2 separate regions of the Homo sapiens genome follow, and region 1 is linked to region 2. A link is an interaction called in ENCODE POLR2A ChIA-PET data of the cell type or tissue named here. Cell type or tissue: GM12878. All regions are shown on one strand. Links, peaks and the distances in the headings refer to the core of each region. The heading gives the core; the rest is flanking DNA. Region 1 overlaps B4GALT6 (beta-1,4-galactosyltransferase 6). Region 2 has its middle 31 kb from the start of SLC25A52.

Region 1 (5,000 bases), core at 1-5,000, 110 kb after region 2:
CCATATCAACCTGTTTGGTAAACTTTAATTCTCTTTCCCTACTTGTTTTCTGTCCTGAGCCCTGTGTATGTCATGGGCTTTCTTCCCAGGTAGATCTTCTGTCATTTTAGTTCCTCTTCTTTGCCATCTTGAGCAGATACATCACACAGTTGTAGGCAGCGTAATCTGTTTAGTTTCCAGTGTTTTCAGATGTTCCTCTGAAATAGTCTATTTCTGGACTATTTGGGTCAACTACAGTGAGTTCCATAGAACTCAAAGCTCATTATTTTCAAGGAACCATTTTTCTTGAAGTGTCTAATGCATACAGGAAACACAGGGATAGTCTTTACATTATAAACCTTAGTACTCAGGGAAACTGGATGGCAGACACCTGCCCCATCACCACACCATAGGAAGTCCATGGACAGATTGCTGTAGCCCACCCCTAGAGGCCAGAGCCATAAATTATTTCTTATTCTGTGTCTACCTTTGTGCATGATTGCAAAGATGAGTGCAGTTTCTCTCCAAGGTTTTGACTTGGCTGGATTGAGAACAGAATTGCATTTAATAGGAAACCTTTATTAATATAACTTCCAATATAACGTAGTCATTTTCTTGCTGTCATATCAAAGATGAGCTGACTTACAAGTTCATTCAACAATAGGAGTTGTGCACCCAAGAGAGGCTGGACATTGAGGTATGGAAGATAGATGACTAAGGCTCATTTTCTTCCGTCATAGTACAATGGGCTGAGCCCCATAAAACTGCTGTAGTAAATCCTTGGAAGGCATGTGGTGGGAAGTGAGGGCTGGTTAAGGATTTCCAGAGGAGAAAGTGGTTGAAATGTAATGGATGAGATTTATCTGGACTGAGCAAAGGGATCCTAGTCAGAGGGAACAGCATGAGCAAAGCTTCTAGAAAATGGGAGTAGCTCCATCCAGCTACTGCTTAGGGCTTGGAGTGGCACATGGGCCAGGTTTTGAAAGGTCTCTGGGGCTCCAGTGTCCAGCCATGGTGTTCAGATGCTTGAGGTCTCTAAAATTCCTGGCAGAGAGAGACTGGTCTTTGTTCATACAGCTTTATCAAAGCTTCTGTGATTACAAAATAAATTGATAGTGCCTGTAATCAGTGGGGCTATATAATGGGAGGAGATTACATAACTTCCCTGGGAGTGGGGATTTCACTGTCCATTTGACTCACCAGAAGCCCTGACCTTTCCTAGACACACTGACGGGCTGTTTTGCTCTCTGGGTAGAGGTGAAATCTGGTTGGGCCACTTTGGTCTGACTTCCTCTGGGCCCTTGGAGGAATTATCTGGCTGAGTGCTTTGTTATTTGGGCCTCCCTGGGGTGTGTGCCCTGCTGGAAATGGTGGAGCTGATGGCGATGGGTAGTCAAAGTGTGGGGTCTATGTGCAAGCATGTATGTTGTGGGAGAGGTATCTTAGGTCCTTTCCTCAGAGTCCCTCTGGCATTTTGGCTGGGGTTCTTCCTGGGCTAGCACAGAAGGTAGCTAGTTAACCCTGCAGCTTTCTTATCATAGCCCTTTAGCCTCCTGGCCCTGGCAAGTGGGCCTGGCTGTGTTCTTTGGAGCTGTTAATAGTCTGCTTTGTTTCAAAGGTCTTTCAGTTTTATTCACCCAGTGCTCTGATCTGCATGGCCCATTTCAGGAGTTCGGATTTGGTATCCGAATATCATGGAGGGCCATGGTATTGGGCATCTCTTTTTTCTGGGCCTCCCTTACTGGCCACATGTCCCATGCTTTTTTTGTCCTGTGAGTAACAGGAAATGTCAGAAGTCTTGAAAGCGATGCAGTCCATTGTCTTAGAGTGACCCTTCTAGCATGAAGGATGGGTTATAGGGGGCAATGGCCAATAGAAGATTAGAACTGTCGAGGTTGGTAGTTCATCAGGGCAGAGTTGAATGGATGGGAATAGTAGGTTTGAAGAAACAGGAAGAGCTTTAACATGAGGTTTGGATTCTAGCTTAGACATTCAGGTAGCTATTAATAGGGAGTATAGAAAGTCACGTCTTTGGGGGGCTATTTTGCTTTTAGAGAAATTGAGTTGGGATCCCTGTGTGATATCCAGGAAGAATTAGTAGGTAGGCAGATGAAAGTAAGGGCGTGCTGCCCAGGAGAGAGATTTGATTGTCTTCATCATGTAGGTGAATGGTATTTATTTATCCTCCAACACATCTGAGTAATAAAACTCACTCCTTCAACTGGAAGTGACTCACTGTGTGACTTCCTCTGAAACATGGAATCACGGGTTAAATTGGAATACAGAGGAAGACCAAGTATAGTTTGAAAGTATCCGATGGGATTTGCTACCCTCCTTCTCACTCCCTAGCTTTGTTACAAGAGTCATTGGGTCCATTCCACACTCAAGAGATGAGAGATGAGTTAGAGATTGTTTCCACAGTCAGATTGCCATTCCTAAGTAGCATATGTGACTCAGCTATATCTCTTCAGTGTAAACTAATCCAAATCCCATGGCCTTGTGGGAAATTAGGCAATATTGAAGGGAAACTTGATTCATTGAAATCTGGCAATGCTAACTGCTATTTTTCACCTTAGCCTTCCTTTTACAAATACATTTGAAGTCTGTTAAACAATGTGGCAGAGTGAGGCAGAGGTGTGTTTTTTTCTGCAGCAGTGCTTATCATTACTGCCTTTAATGTTTATTAAAGATAAAAATAGCCATGTCTGTGATTACTTTCAGAAGAGAAACTTCTCACCTAGGTTTGTAGTGTCTGTGTGTAATAGGTATTCCAAACACTACGTGTAATTTGGTTGGGACTAAAATGCATTTTCCTTTTGAGGCAGTGTGGTACACAGTAGTTAATTTCCTAACCCGTCCTGTGGAAAGCCTGTTTCTCACAGGTTGTCCTGCAGGGCTTCTCAGGGCACTTGTCCTTCTGGGCCTCATCTCTGATGGTTCTAGCTGTGGCTTTTCCTCTCACCCTCAGAGCCCTTGCGTTTGCCCCCCTGTCCAAGGGCCCAAGGCCAGGGGAAACTTGGGCATAGAAGCATTGGTTTCTGGAGCCAGAGCTATGAGCAGAGCAGCCCCAAGAGCAAAATCCCAAAGAGAGCCCACCGCGTTGTCCATATTTGGAGATCCATGTCTTCCCTGCCACACCCCTGACCCCTTGCCAGTAGGGCTAGCCTTGTCTGTGAAATGAGAGAAGGAAGGACAGGCTCTGGAAGATGGCCACTTGCCGAAAGTGTCACACATCATTGTTGGAAGAGCTGAAATGTACACCTTAGGATTCCTGACTCATTCTACTGTGCCCGAGTTGAAGGAACTAATTATTTTTGCCCTGGACAATGGAAGATTTTGGGGAAATACAAGCTCTCTTTTCTTCAGTTTGAAGGAATACTGTATAGACGAGCGATGAAATTTTTTGGATAGCCTAAGTTAGCAGTGAGGGTAATTACAATGAGGCAGAGTTGAGGCTTATTGAAAAGAGAGAGAGAGGAAAAAAAAAGACCAGTCTTCTAACTGACCTGCAATCAGTGAAATAAGTGGCCTTATAAGTGCTCCTTTCCTTACACATTGTGAGGTGAGGGTAGATGACCGCCTCTTAAAGCTGTGATTACCCTGGAGAGGGTGCTTTGTTTGGGATACTGGACAGACCTCTTGGATTCCCTTAAACACTGTTACTCAGTGCTGTGTTTATACTGTGTGCTTAGACTCCGCAGCACCCTGGCTTACCTTGCAAAAGGGCAGACCTGCTCCTCTACCTGTCCGCCACCCACACTGTCTTTTGTGACTCCTTTTCCCTTTCAAGCCTGCCTTTCATGTTTGTCTTAAGTAGAAATGTGGAGGTAGGAGGGGAGGCTGAGGTGAGACATGTGTGAGGAGTGATTTTTCTAGAGCTTGGGTTTCCTAGGTCGCCATTGGGAGCTCCTCAGACCTGTATGTTTGCAACATTCTTTTTCTAGTCCATTTTCTTGGCCGCCTTGGACCAAGCTGGCTTTTGTCACCACTGCCTGAGCCTGCGGTTTGCCAGCCTAAGCTGGCTGTCCCCACCTCTTTCCCTTCCTCTTTTCTCCTTTCCCCTTGTCCCTCTGAATCTGTTTCGTGTTTTCTTTTTAATTCCTGAAGGACACGGTGATTTAATATTTAAAAGATGTTTTCATTCAAATTCTGCCTTTTGTCAGGATAATAAAGAGAATAATATACAAGTAATACAGTGATTCAGGTTGAAGATCGATTCAAGTGAAGATTGAGAGTAGGTTTTCTGAGGATACCCATAATGCCTTTAACATGCCTTTGGAAAATTAAGCATTTACTCCAGTTATAATGAGATATTTTTACCTCATATCTTGGGCCCACTGGAAACTTTCAGGTGGCACTCAATTCTGTTTTTCTTCAGCATTTACATCCTGTATTAGGCCAGTTTGATTTGCTATGTTTCATGGTTAGACTGCCTGTGGACATAATTGTTTTTGGTTTTAGCAAAATTTAGCTGAGTTTGGTTTAAGATACAGCAATACCCCCTTCTCAGTTGAAATAGGAGAGTTAGCTTAAAGGATGTTTATGTCAGTAATTATATTTTTGGCTGTGAAGCACAGCAAAATGTTTAGGAAAATATACTTAGTAATTTCAAATCTTAATGTTTTATTTTTTTTCCTCCAGAAGTGTAGTATGGCTTTTTGCTTGCATCTTTGTTTTTATGTTTAATTACTTGAATTAGTGAAAGTCTTTGGCTTCACCAAATTGTTGTGTTATGTGTTCATTAAGGATGAAACACAGATACTCTTATGTCCAAATGAATTGTGGTATATTCAAAAGCTATGTAAAAGAAGATATATTTAATATAAGTTAAACTGATTTGGAAGGAAGGGTCTACTGTTTTACTTGTTACAAATGTTATGTGTGGAGAATTACTACAAGAAATAGTTTTCAAATATGAATGTGCTTAAGGTTTATTTAAGGTGATATGCTTTAATAAGCTTATTTCCCAGGTCTTATGGGAGATTCTGATTCTGATTAATTTTTAACACGTACCCAGATGT
Region 2 (11,282 bases), core at 3,537-8,536:
CATTTATTATATATTTATTATAGTTAATTACACAGCAACATATTTATGTTAAATTCCCAAATATATTGCTAAAATTATATTTTCCAGAAAATACATCCTGATCCTCCAGATGGACATGTGATTTGCCACATGTCCTTGTTGAGGCTCAGAACACAATACCCAAAGTATGGTGTCTTGGCATGCTGAGTACTTTGAACTAAAGGAGATTGGGAGGTCTCAAAAGAAGGTCTTTCTGATCTTTTCCTGGCCTCCCATCTTTCTCCCCTCCTTTTCCCACCAAGTGAGTTATAGAAGGCAATATTCCCCTTTCCCAAGGGGAGTCACAGAAGGCAATATTCCCCTTTCCCAAGGGGAGTCATAGAAACTAGAACTGCTGTTACCCACAGCAAGTCATAAAACCTAGAAAGGTCACTCTAATCTCCCTTTGCCCATGAAGACCCTCATGTGACAAGTGTCCTGTCCTATACCCAGAGGAAAGGAATGCCCCACAGAGAGGCCAAGAAGAATCTGCATCAGTCTTGCTGGGTCCCCCTGAGTCTATTACCATTAGATCACACCTTTTGTCTAACCACATTTCGCACAGCTGTCCATTCTTCATCAAACCTAAGCAAAAAAACAGACAGTTTTCTCTGGGTCTTTGAGTCTTCATTTCCGAAGGCTCCCATGTCATGTAAAACTTTAAGTAAATTTGTTGTGCTTTTCTCTTGTTAACTGTCTTTTGTTATAGGAGTGTTGACACGACCCTTAATGATGAGTGAGGAACGGGATAACTGCCTTTCTAACCCCACATTCTCAACCATTCACTGAAAAAAACTTTCTGTAGTTTAGTCATTTTTCTCAGCAGTCTGGACTTGCATAGCATGATGGATTTTAACAGTTTGATTTTCAAAATTTAACCTAATTTCCCCATCGCAGGGAACCCTGACAACATTCATTTGCTGGCAAAATGAAAACAAAAATTACACCATTTTAGAGACAACGCTCTGCTATCCCTTGATCAGAGCTTGCTACCCTTCTGATTGTCCCACTAAGCTTTCTAATTGACCTTTTTTTTTTAGTGAAATAAACTTGAATTATATTTTGTCACACATCAAACCCTATTCTGACCCTTGAAGATGTTGTCTTCTTATTGTATTTACTGGAATTTAACTGTATGAATAAGTAATCCACTGATTTATGTGAGAAAATCTTTGATATTTGGATAATTTTCCAGTAATGACATCAACTAAGTTTTTATATTCTATTGTCTAAAATAAAATACTTAAAGACTTTAGCTTTCTCCAAATATTTTATAGACCAAATAGAGCTAAATGTATTCATTTGTTCTAGCAAATAAAATGCTATGAGAATAAAAATTGATATATTAGACTTCATTTAGGTTGTTGTGAGAATTATTTAACATATATTTTATTATTTTACATGTATAAATTAAAATATGTAAGGTATTTAATATAGGCTCTGGCACATATAGGCTCTTAATATATGATAGATACTTTTAGTTATTATTAAATGACTCCTAGAGCTAAGTGTCTAAGGTCATACAGGTTGTCAGTAGCCAACCAAGTTTAGAATTCAGATCTGCTGATTCCAGTCCTCGTGCTTCCCACCTCACCATGATGATTTTCTGTTGGCTCCTGGGGCAAGCCCCCGCTTCACCTGCTGAGAAAATGAAGTCATAGAATAGGAGCTCAGCCTAAGCGGGGCCTGAGAGTGCCTGGCCCACACTGCCCCTGGGACAGGCGGATAAGACCACAATTAGTTCAGAATTTGAATTTTATTATGGTGGGTACCAGGACCCTCTCTCCCAAAAGTCTGGGACCACTCTCAGGTTTCAGAAATAGAAACAAAATTCTAGGCCCACTCACCAACTGAATGGATCCCCCACTTGCCCAAGGGGACCCCAGAGAAAGCTTGGAAGCTGAGTTCCTAGCCATGATGAGATGAGAGATTGAACATCCCTCATTATACCTCCTTCCTTGCTGACGTCATTAGGGCTTTCTTCCCTGATGGCTAAACAGAAACTAGCCTTTTTGGTTTTTAATTTTTAAAAAATGTTTAAATTTTTATGTATTTATTTAAAGTTTTTAAAAAATACAAGACAGGGTCTTGCCATGTTGCCCAGGCTAGTCTCAAACTCCTAGGCCCGAGCCATCCTTCTTGCTCAGCCTCTCCAAGTGCTCAAATTACAGGTGTGAGCCACCTTGACTGGCCAGAAACCAGCCTTTCTGAAAGACACCACTGCAGATATCAGCCAACAGCCAGATGCTGCCCTTCCCTTTTGCAGTGTTGACACCACAACCAATCAGGCTTCCTTCCTAATGATAGACCACCTACCACAGATTGGTTCTGGCCAGTCCACAGAGGATGCATAGTGAGGGTTTTTGTGTCCTCTACTTTACTTTTTGATGTTAGAGGGCCAAGATCGGATCGTGCCAATGCCGACATTTTTTGGGACCCATGAAGGGGCATGAAGCTCAGCTGCACATGCACGTTTCTCCTCTCATAAATATTCATGACTCCTCCTACAGCTTTTTAAATGTGGGGGGTATTCATATCAGAATTACCTGAAGAACTAAGATATATTTATCTATGGCTAATTGTCCACCCTGCTTGCATAAATTCCTGTTCCCCTTCCCCCTCCCTCAAAGTGTCTGTTTCTGGCTTCTGACTGAAGGCTGTGCTTCCCAGCCTGTCAGAATTGCCACCATACAGGCTGCAAGTCTTGCTGAGAAATTAAGCTCTCCTTTCCAAATTTATGAACCTCCTTATTCTTCAGTTACAGGTTACACAGAGGAGTTTGAGAACTGCCTGACTCATAGAATCACAGATTCTATCCACAGGAAGATTCCTCTAGCTCAATGGGAAGGAACAAAGCTTTGTTCAAAGCTCATCCCTGTGACATAAGAGGACATAGAAATCAGGATTTTTTTTTTATGACTTTGTGTTCTCTCTGGGCATTACCTTCTTTCTGATAGCACATCACATATATCTCACCAGGTGAATCATATGAATTCTGGTTCATACAACCTCATGTTCCAAAAATTTTAAGTGGCTTGGGACTTGGCCGGTAGTGAGGATTTTGAATGGATTAGAAAGTAGTAAAACCTAACAGATGGACGAGGCGTGGTGGCTCACGCCTGTAATCCCAGCATTTTGGGAGGCTGAGGTGGGTGGATCACAAGGACAGGAGATGGAGACCATCCTGGCCAACATGGTGAAATCCCATCTCTACTAAAATACAAAAAATTAGCCAGGCGTGGTGGCACGCACCTGTACTCCTGGCTACTTGGGAGACCGAGGCAGGAGAAATGCTTGAATCCGGGAGCTGGAGGTTGCAGTGAGCCAAGATCATGCCACTGCACTCTAGCCTGGGCAACAGAGTGAGACTCCATCTCAAAAACAAACAAACAAAAAAAACCCCCAAAAATAAAAAATAAAAATTAGCTGGATGTGGTGGTGGGCACCTGTAGTCCCAGCTACCCGGGAGGCTGAGGCAGGAGAATCTCTTGAACCCAGGAGGCGGAGGCTGCAGTGAGCCGAGATCACGCCATTGCACTCCAGCCTGGGAAACAAGTGAAAAGCTGGTCTCAAACAACAAAAACAAAAACAAAAAAACCCCAGATGTAGCAGAAGTGTTCTAAAGCAATTAGCTGAGATATCACAAGCTACAGAAGGAAGGTCATTATGCAAATGCAGGGCCATTAAATGCCAGTCTTTTTAGCCTAATGTCAGAACCTGCCTTATACCCAAAGGATAGGGGGATAGTTGCATGTTTTCTTTCAGCACAATCCACCTCATGCTGTCTGATCTGTCCCCATTAAACCAGGCTAACGGGTTTTTCTTAACAACAAAGACCAGCAGATGGTTTCTGATGTCAATGATGTTCATCTCGTATTCTGGTTTGGTTTGCTTTCACTACCTCCCTTCTCTGCTTTGAAGGTTATTTTTTCCTCAGTTTCAGGGTCAAGGAGACTCATAAAAATATGCAAGGCAAATAATGTTTTTAAAATGTAGCCCATTTTCACCTTTTTTATGTCTCATTGGCTGTAATGTGTGTTTGTAGAGACAAAGTGTATCCATTTTGCTTCACCAGCTAACAATACAAAGAATGATAAATGGCTGTTATTCCTCCTCCTCCTCCTCCTCTTCCTCCTCTTCCTCCTCCTCCTCTTCCTCCTCCTCCACTTCCTCCTCCTCTCTTCCTCCTCTTCCTCCTCCTCTCTTCCTCCTCCTCCTCTTCCTCCTCCTCCTTCTCACAGTCTTCTCTTCTGAGAACCTGGCCCCAGTAGTGTTACCTTGCCTGAGGACTCCTTGCTGAAGGAGGAAAGGAGTAGGTACTGTAATTCTTTGTCTAGTTATTACCCAAATGAAAAATTCCAAGATAAATAGTGCTTGCATCTCAAAGGGTGAAAGGATAGAACAATGGCCTTGTGCTGTTTCTATATACTCTCTGTAACAACCCAGGCATAGGATGGCACCAAATCAGGAGGAATATAAAGGGAAGGTGTTCAAGGCAAGTAGGAAAGTGCAATGGCATGAGGAGGCTTGACAAGAAAGGGCAGACAAAGCTGCGGAGACAAGCTTCTGGTTTGGATCAGCAATCCTAGAGGGGAAATGTCTTTGAATTGGAAGCTGAAGATCTGGGTGCTAGATCAGTTCTATAGTTCTACTAGTACTAAAATCTTGCCTCAGTTTCCCTCAGCAATATAACACCACTATCTTTCCTCAGCATATAAGAGACATATGAAGCCCTTTGTAAACTGTAAAGCAGAATCTAAATAAATATGAAGTCTCAAGAGCCATACACTAGAGATAGCCCAGGTGGGAGCTACCTGTGGAATTAGGAAGCAGCTGTCCTCTGCTCTCTTTTTGCTTTTCCAACCTGCATTCCTTCTTTTCCATAAACCACAGCTTCCCAGAAAAGTACTCTCTGGTGACTGAGTTTCTCAGATTCAGTGTTTCTTCTTCCCAGGCTCTGGGTTTCTTCTTCCTGGGCTCTGATGAATGGCTTCTCATTATCCAATACCCATCTATTACCGTCACATAGACAACATCCTCTGCTCACCTATTCTGTCTCCGATGTGTCCATAGCAGTGATAAAGCTAGTCTCCTTTTGTGTCCAATCAAGCATCAGTTGCCCTTATGTGTTATTCCTGTTTATGGCCTGGGAGAAAGTATAACCTCTAAAGTAACCTTTGAACAGGGTGAATCACATCTGTTATGTTGTAATTTATTGGTTTAACACTCAGGAGTCAATATTGTATCTCCTTAAAATTTATCTGGGCACATTTCACAGTCACATCCATATACTTGGCATCTTTAGAAGGTGGAAGTGTCAAGAAAAGGGAGGTTTTAAGACTGAGGGTAGTGTTGGCTTTTGCTATTGCAGTGTCTGAGCCGTGAAGCCACATCACATGGTGAGTGTGAGGGTTCCTCCCCTGCGGGGAATACCTGTTTCTACTGCCAGTCATCCTGAGGTAGGACGGAGTGGGAGAGGACATCCCCTCGGGTGCAATTGGGTCTGAACTTAATTTGTGGGGATGCCTAGAGGTGCCTGGGGAGTCAGGCCTACTCTTATTATGAGGAGGTCTATTGCAAGCTCTCCAGGAACTCTTGAGGTTATGGTCAGTAGCAGTTATAAGATAGTTTCCACATCATTTTCTGTCTTCCTACTTTACTAAAAATTAATAAAAGCCACTGTCTGGTCTGAACTGTCCTCCGGGGAATTAGTGGCAACAGGGTCCCCACACTGAGGGCAGAGTGGAAGCATTAGAGTGGGCATCATGAGGGACAGCTGTCCCCACCAGGTGGCTATTTTACAAAGATGGTCAGTGTTGAGGGTTAAGAAGCAACAGGGATCTGTGGCATAGTTCCCTTGAGGCAAGACCTAGAGAAACTCCCACAAATAACTGGCAAGGCGCTTTGAAGGAAGTGGACCAGTGGGTGTTAGAGTCATAATAAGTTGAATAAGCAAAGAGGATGTAAACCTATTTTGTGGTCACAGGCCCATGTCACTGGCAGCATTGAGTTACAGCAATGTCTTTCAATACTCTCCACTTCTCTTTCTTTTAAAACCATGCTCACCAAGTGACCTTCAGATAATAATTTAGCTTCCCAAATATTTGCCAACAGGGAGAGAATGCACTGGCATCGACGGAGTGCGCTCCAGTTCTCCTGGAGGCTTTATTTTGCTATGTTAATCAAATTATTCTTCTGGTCTACACAGCAAATTTTTATGAGTTTGGTAAATATGAGTCAGTTCTGGAATGATTATCTATCATGTAAACAAACAAAATTAGATTTTAGTCCTGCAAAGACGAAGGTGAGATCCTGGGCCATGCCCTCTGTGTTAGTCTCCTAGGGCTGCCATTACAAAATACTGCAGACTGGATGGCTTCAAAGAAGCTTATTTTCTCTCAGTGATGAAGGCTGCAAGTCCAAGATCAAAGCTCAGGCCCAGTTAGATTCTCCTGAGGCCTTTCTCCTTGCTTCGCAGGTGGCTGCTTTCGCACTGTGTCCTCACATGGTCTTTCGTCTGTGAGTGTGCACCCCTGGGGCTTCCTCCTCTTACAAGGACACTAGTCGTGGGGGTGAAAGGATAGAACAGTGGTGGTGTGCGGTTTCTATATACTCCTGTAGCAACCCAGGCACAGCACCACGAAGGATGGCACCAAATCAGGAGGAATAGAAAGGGAAGGCTTTATATGCAACTATCCTTTGGGTCTAAGGCAGGTTGTGACATTAGGCTAAAAAGACTGCCATTTAATGGCAGTATGAGCAAAATGAGGTAATGACTTCATTTAACCTTAATTACCTCTTTGGAGTCCTTATCTCCAAATACAGTCACATTAGGGATTAGGGATTCAACATATGACGGGTTGGGGGAGGCGGGCACACAATTCAGTCCATAACACCCTCACTCTCCTGTCCCCCACTCCAGGAATACCACTCCGTGAGGCCTGAAAGAGCTAATTGCTTTCCCTAAATGACCCCTGTCTTTTAACCCCTCTCTATGGACAACATCACCTCCCCGCACCTTTCCCTGTTGTCACCATTGATTGAACATCAGGAATCTCCCAAACACATGATGACTCTCACCCCAGAATCAAATCCTCCTTTCTACCCTCACTCCTGCTGCCACCCTGGGTGACTTCCATGAGTGTAAGACCCCACGCCCCAAACTCACATCTTTACAACCATCTCTGTTAGACCTGTGTGTTCAGGTTGACCAGTTGAACTACTCCTTTCTTCAGCATTTTCAGCTCGTAGATCCATTGTGGTTCCATACAACTCATTTTGTAGGCCTTCAATCTTGGATACATCTTAAAGTCCACTTTCTATTCTCCAACAACAGGGGGCTGAGTGTTTCTGGAGAAAATCTAAGTCTTTAGATTAGTACAACAATTAATCTACAGTCTATGACCTCATTTGGTCATCAGAGAAAATTCATTTTACTTTCCTCTCTCTTTTTTTTTTTTTTTTTTTGAGACAGGGTTTCACTCTTGTTGCCCAGGCTGGAGTGCAATGGCACAATCTCGGCTCACTGCAACCTCTGCCTCCCACGTTCCAGTGATTCTCCTGCCCCAGCCTCCTGAGTAGCTGGGATTGCAGGGGCCTACCACCACGCCCAGATAATTTTTGTATTTTTAGTACAGACAAGGTTTCACCATGTTGGCCAGGCTGGTCTTGAACTCCTGACCTCAGGTGATCCACCTGCCTCAGCCTCCCAAAGTGCTGGGATTACAGGTGTGAGCCACCGCATCTGGCCTAACCTTCCTCTCTTAATGCTTTCTTGCAAAGCTCTCACGAACCTTCCCCACTTTCCTTAGACCTCCAAATAATACTATGTGCCAAGCGCTATTCAAAACACCTCTCATGTATTAACTTATTTAAATTAACAACCCTGTGGGGGAGATACTATTATAATCTCACATCCCTATTTTATAGATGAGAAAATTAAGGCACAGATAAGTTATGTGACTTGCTTAGGATCACATAGCTGTTACCACTAGGGAACGTATCTGAGTCACGTGGCACCTCAGAAGAAAGAATTTGACCCAGGGGCATTAGGCAGACTGAGAGACCCAGGCAAGTTTTAGAGCAGGAGTGAAAGTTTGTTAAAAAGCTTTAGAGCAGGAACAAAAGGAAGTACACTTGGAGGGCCAAGTGGGTGACTTTAGAGATCAAGTACATAGTTTGACCTTTGACTTGGGGTTTAGTACATTGAGTGTGCTTCTGGGGTTGCGTTACTTCTCCCCTGATTCTTCCCCTGGGGTGGGCTGTCCGCCTGCACACTGGCCTGCCAGCACGTGGGAGGGGCCGCATGTGCAGTGTGTTTACTAAAGTTGTGCGCATGCTCACTAAAGGCATTCTTTCCTTACCAGTCGAGTGCTCCTAGAGGAAGGTCATATACCAGTTAAACTCTGCCATTTTACCTCTTCGTGCACATGCTCGAGCCCACTCACGCAGTTCCTGAGACCTTATCGGGAAGCTGTTGATCACCAGTTTCAGGTGTTTTCTGTCTACTAGGAGACTGCCTTTCTCTGGCGCTGGCTGCAACCAATTATTATTTTAGAGAGACATTTAAGAACTGCCTGACCATCATCTCCTGATGGTCGCCTGATATTCCTGTTGGGGGTGGTGGGGGGGACCCCTCCCACGCTGCTCATGTCTGCCTACCTACTGTAACACGGCTACTAAGTAACAGAATTGGCATTAACCAGGATTCTGTCTGCAGAATCTCTTAACCACTACGTGGTATTGCCTCTATCCATTTCCTGGACACTCAGGCTTTGACCAAGGTCCTTTTCCCCTTTCAGAGGGCAAATGAAGGCATAGACACCATTATCTTCTTGTCTTCTGCCTACTCAATTCTAGTCTTACAAGCAACTTCTTCCCCTGTAGGCTCAGAAGGAGAAATCCTCTTTTTCCTGCCCCAAGTCAATTTCTCTACCTGGGCTGTAAATCACATTCCTTCTTCTGAGACTGATTCTATTAGTTATTCTGGGTCTTCGAATTCTTCCTCTCATTACCCATCTCATTATCCCAATAACGCTTTGGGAACTCCCACAGTGTTATTATGCCAGCATACATCAAGTTGAGTGAATTCATGGGAACTGATACATCACACAACCCTCAAAAGTGGCATCCCAATGTATTAATTTATAATGACAAGTATCATTTCCAAGGAAACCAGGCAGTCATTACTGTTCCTTTGAGAAAAAGCTTAAGTCTCCTCTCTTCCAAGGGGCCTTTTGTGCTTTGTTCTTTAGCTTTCCTTTGGTACTTAGCATATACTGCTGTGTGTTGTTATGATCTTATTTATCAGCGTCCTATGTTGCCCAACTAGACTGAAGATCCCTTGAGAACAGAGAGTATACCCAATCTTGCTTTACTTTTCTGGCCCAGCATCTTGCACACAGCAATTGCACATGAAAAATTTTCTTGATCCTTTCAGCATTGTTTTCATTCGACAATGGTTGAACTTCTACTGTGTATCAAACATGGTTTTAGACCTTGGGGAGTCCACAGTGTGTAAAACAGACAATGAATCTGATCACATTGAGCTTATGTTCTGGCAGAAGGAGATAAATAGGAAATAAATATGTGTCAGGCTATGGTAAGTGCTATAAAGAAAGATGATGCAGAAGACAGAGCTGGGGACTTGGCAGGGGATCATGGCATTATTTTACAGAAGGGGGTCAGAGATAACTGACAAGGTGGTGTTCGAATGAAGACGTGGATGAAGTGAGGGAGCAAAGGGCTGGCTTTATCAGCACAAATATTTATAAAGCTGCTGACTTAGGAACTTGAACACCACTTACTAGCCACATAATCTTTTTTCCTCAGTGTTTTACTATGAAAAAATTTTAAACATTTAAACAACTTTAAAAAATTGTATACCATATACTACTGTATGCAAAGGTTCTACCATTAACATTTTACTTTATCACATATCTCTCTACATCTTCTGTTGATCCACCAAGTCACCTTTTTTAATATATTGCAAAGTAAATTGAAGACATCAGTGTATTTCCCCCTGAATACTTCAGCATCCATGTCATTAGTTCAACATTTTTTTAGTGTTATTTTTTCCTTTAGATAAAATAAAATGCACAAATCTTAAAGTGTATGCTTGCTGATTTTTGGCAAATGCATGCACGTGTGTAACCCAAATTCCTACTGAGCTATAAAACATTATCATCATCCCAGAAAGTCCCCTCATATCTCATCCCGTGGGCCGCTGTGTCCACTCACCTATAGACAACCACTGTTCCATTTTTTTCACACTATAGCTTAGTTTTGGCTGTTCTAGAGCTTCATATAAATGGAATCATACAATAATACTCTTTCAGGCAAGACTTCTTTCACTTATCGTAGTGATTTTGAGATTCCTCTGTGTTACTGCATGTATTAGTAGCCTCATTACATAATAAAGCTGTAGTCCAGTGGTTCTCAATCAAGGGCAGTTTTGCTCCCAGGGGGCATTTAAAATGGTCTGGAGACATTTTTGGTTGCCACAACTGAGTAGTTGCTTCTGGTCTCTAGTGTTTAGAGCCCAGGGATGCTACTAAATATGTAACATGTCCAGGACGGGCCGGGCGCGGGGGCTCACGCCTGTATCCCAGCACTTTGGGAGGCTGGGGTGGGTGGATCACGAGGTCAGGAGATCGAGACCATCCTGGCTAACTTGGTGAAACCCGGTCTCTACTAAAAATACAAAAAATTAGCCGGGTGTGGTGGCGGATACCTGTAAGTCCCAGCTACTCGGGAGGCTGAGGCAGGAGAATGGTGTGAACCCAAGAGACGGAGCTTGCAGTGAGCCAAGATCGTGCCACTGTACTCCAGCCTGGGCGACAGAGCAAGACTCCGTCTCAAAAAAAGAAAAAAAAGGAAAAAAACCCACAAAAACAATGCCCAGGACAGCCTCCTGCGCATCCCCAACTTCAGCACAAGGACTTATCTAGCTCCAACGGCAATAAGATTGAGAAACCCTGCTCTAATCGGATATAAAATATTATTTGTGTATTTACATCCGATCAGTATCTTCTGTCAGCTATCATTTATTAACTGAGGCATTAAATATAGACCTTTGTTTAGTTTTAGTTTTCTTGGAATTTTTTACATTTTAAAAAAGGACAATATTTTAAGCAAAGTAATTTTTCTTTAACGGTGGAAAATTCAATCATCAATAGCAGACCCACATAGGTGGAGATTTGGCTATGAGTCTTTCCTGAGAGTCATCAAATTTTATGACATTTAGACTTCTCAAAAAACCCAGG

Evidence for each region. ChIA-PET counts read pairs that join two places held together with the same protein. Peaks named below come from ENCODE experiments on the same cell type or tissue, not always from the same donor. Only the 100,000 strongest peaks of a DNase experiment are listed, where the experiment ranks them.
Region 1: POLR2A ChIA-PET joins it to region 2 with 5 read pairs; 2 of 35 experiments call an interaction of 5 or more read pairs at or near these places.

Annotation. Positions count from the first base shown.
Region 1 is chr18:31,676,791-31,681,790 of GRCh38, reverse strand. The region is part of intron 1 of B4GALT6 (beta-1,4-galactosyltransferase 6); the gene reads left to right. Among named protein-coding and RNA genes, the nearest start is that of B4GALT6, 5.3 kb to the left of the region's middle. RefSeq lists an enhancer at 310-519. In GM12878, for the core only: a CTCF peak has its summit at 404; no DNase peak of the experiment used is centred there; H3K4me3 peaks cover 4,535 bases; H3K27ac peaks cover 3,404 bases.
Region 2 is chr18:31,786,631-31,797,912 of GRCh38, reverse strand. No RefSeq gene overlaps it. Among named protein-coding and RNA genes, the nearest start is that of SLC25A52, 31 kb to the right of the region's middle. RefSeq lists an enhancer at 5,283-5,342. In GM12878, for the core only: no CTCF peak of the experiment used is centred there; DNase peaks (open chromatin) are centred at 5,512 and 5,962; H3K27ac peaks cover 1,008 bases.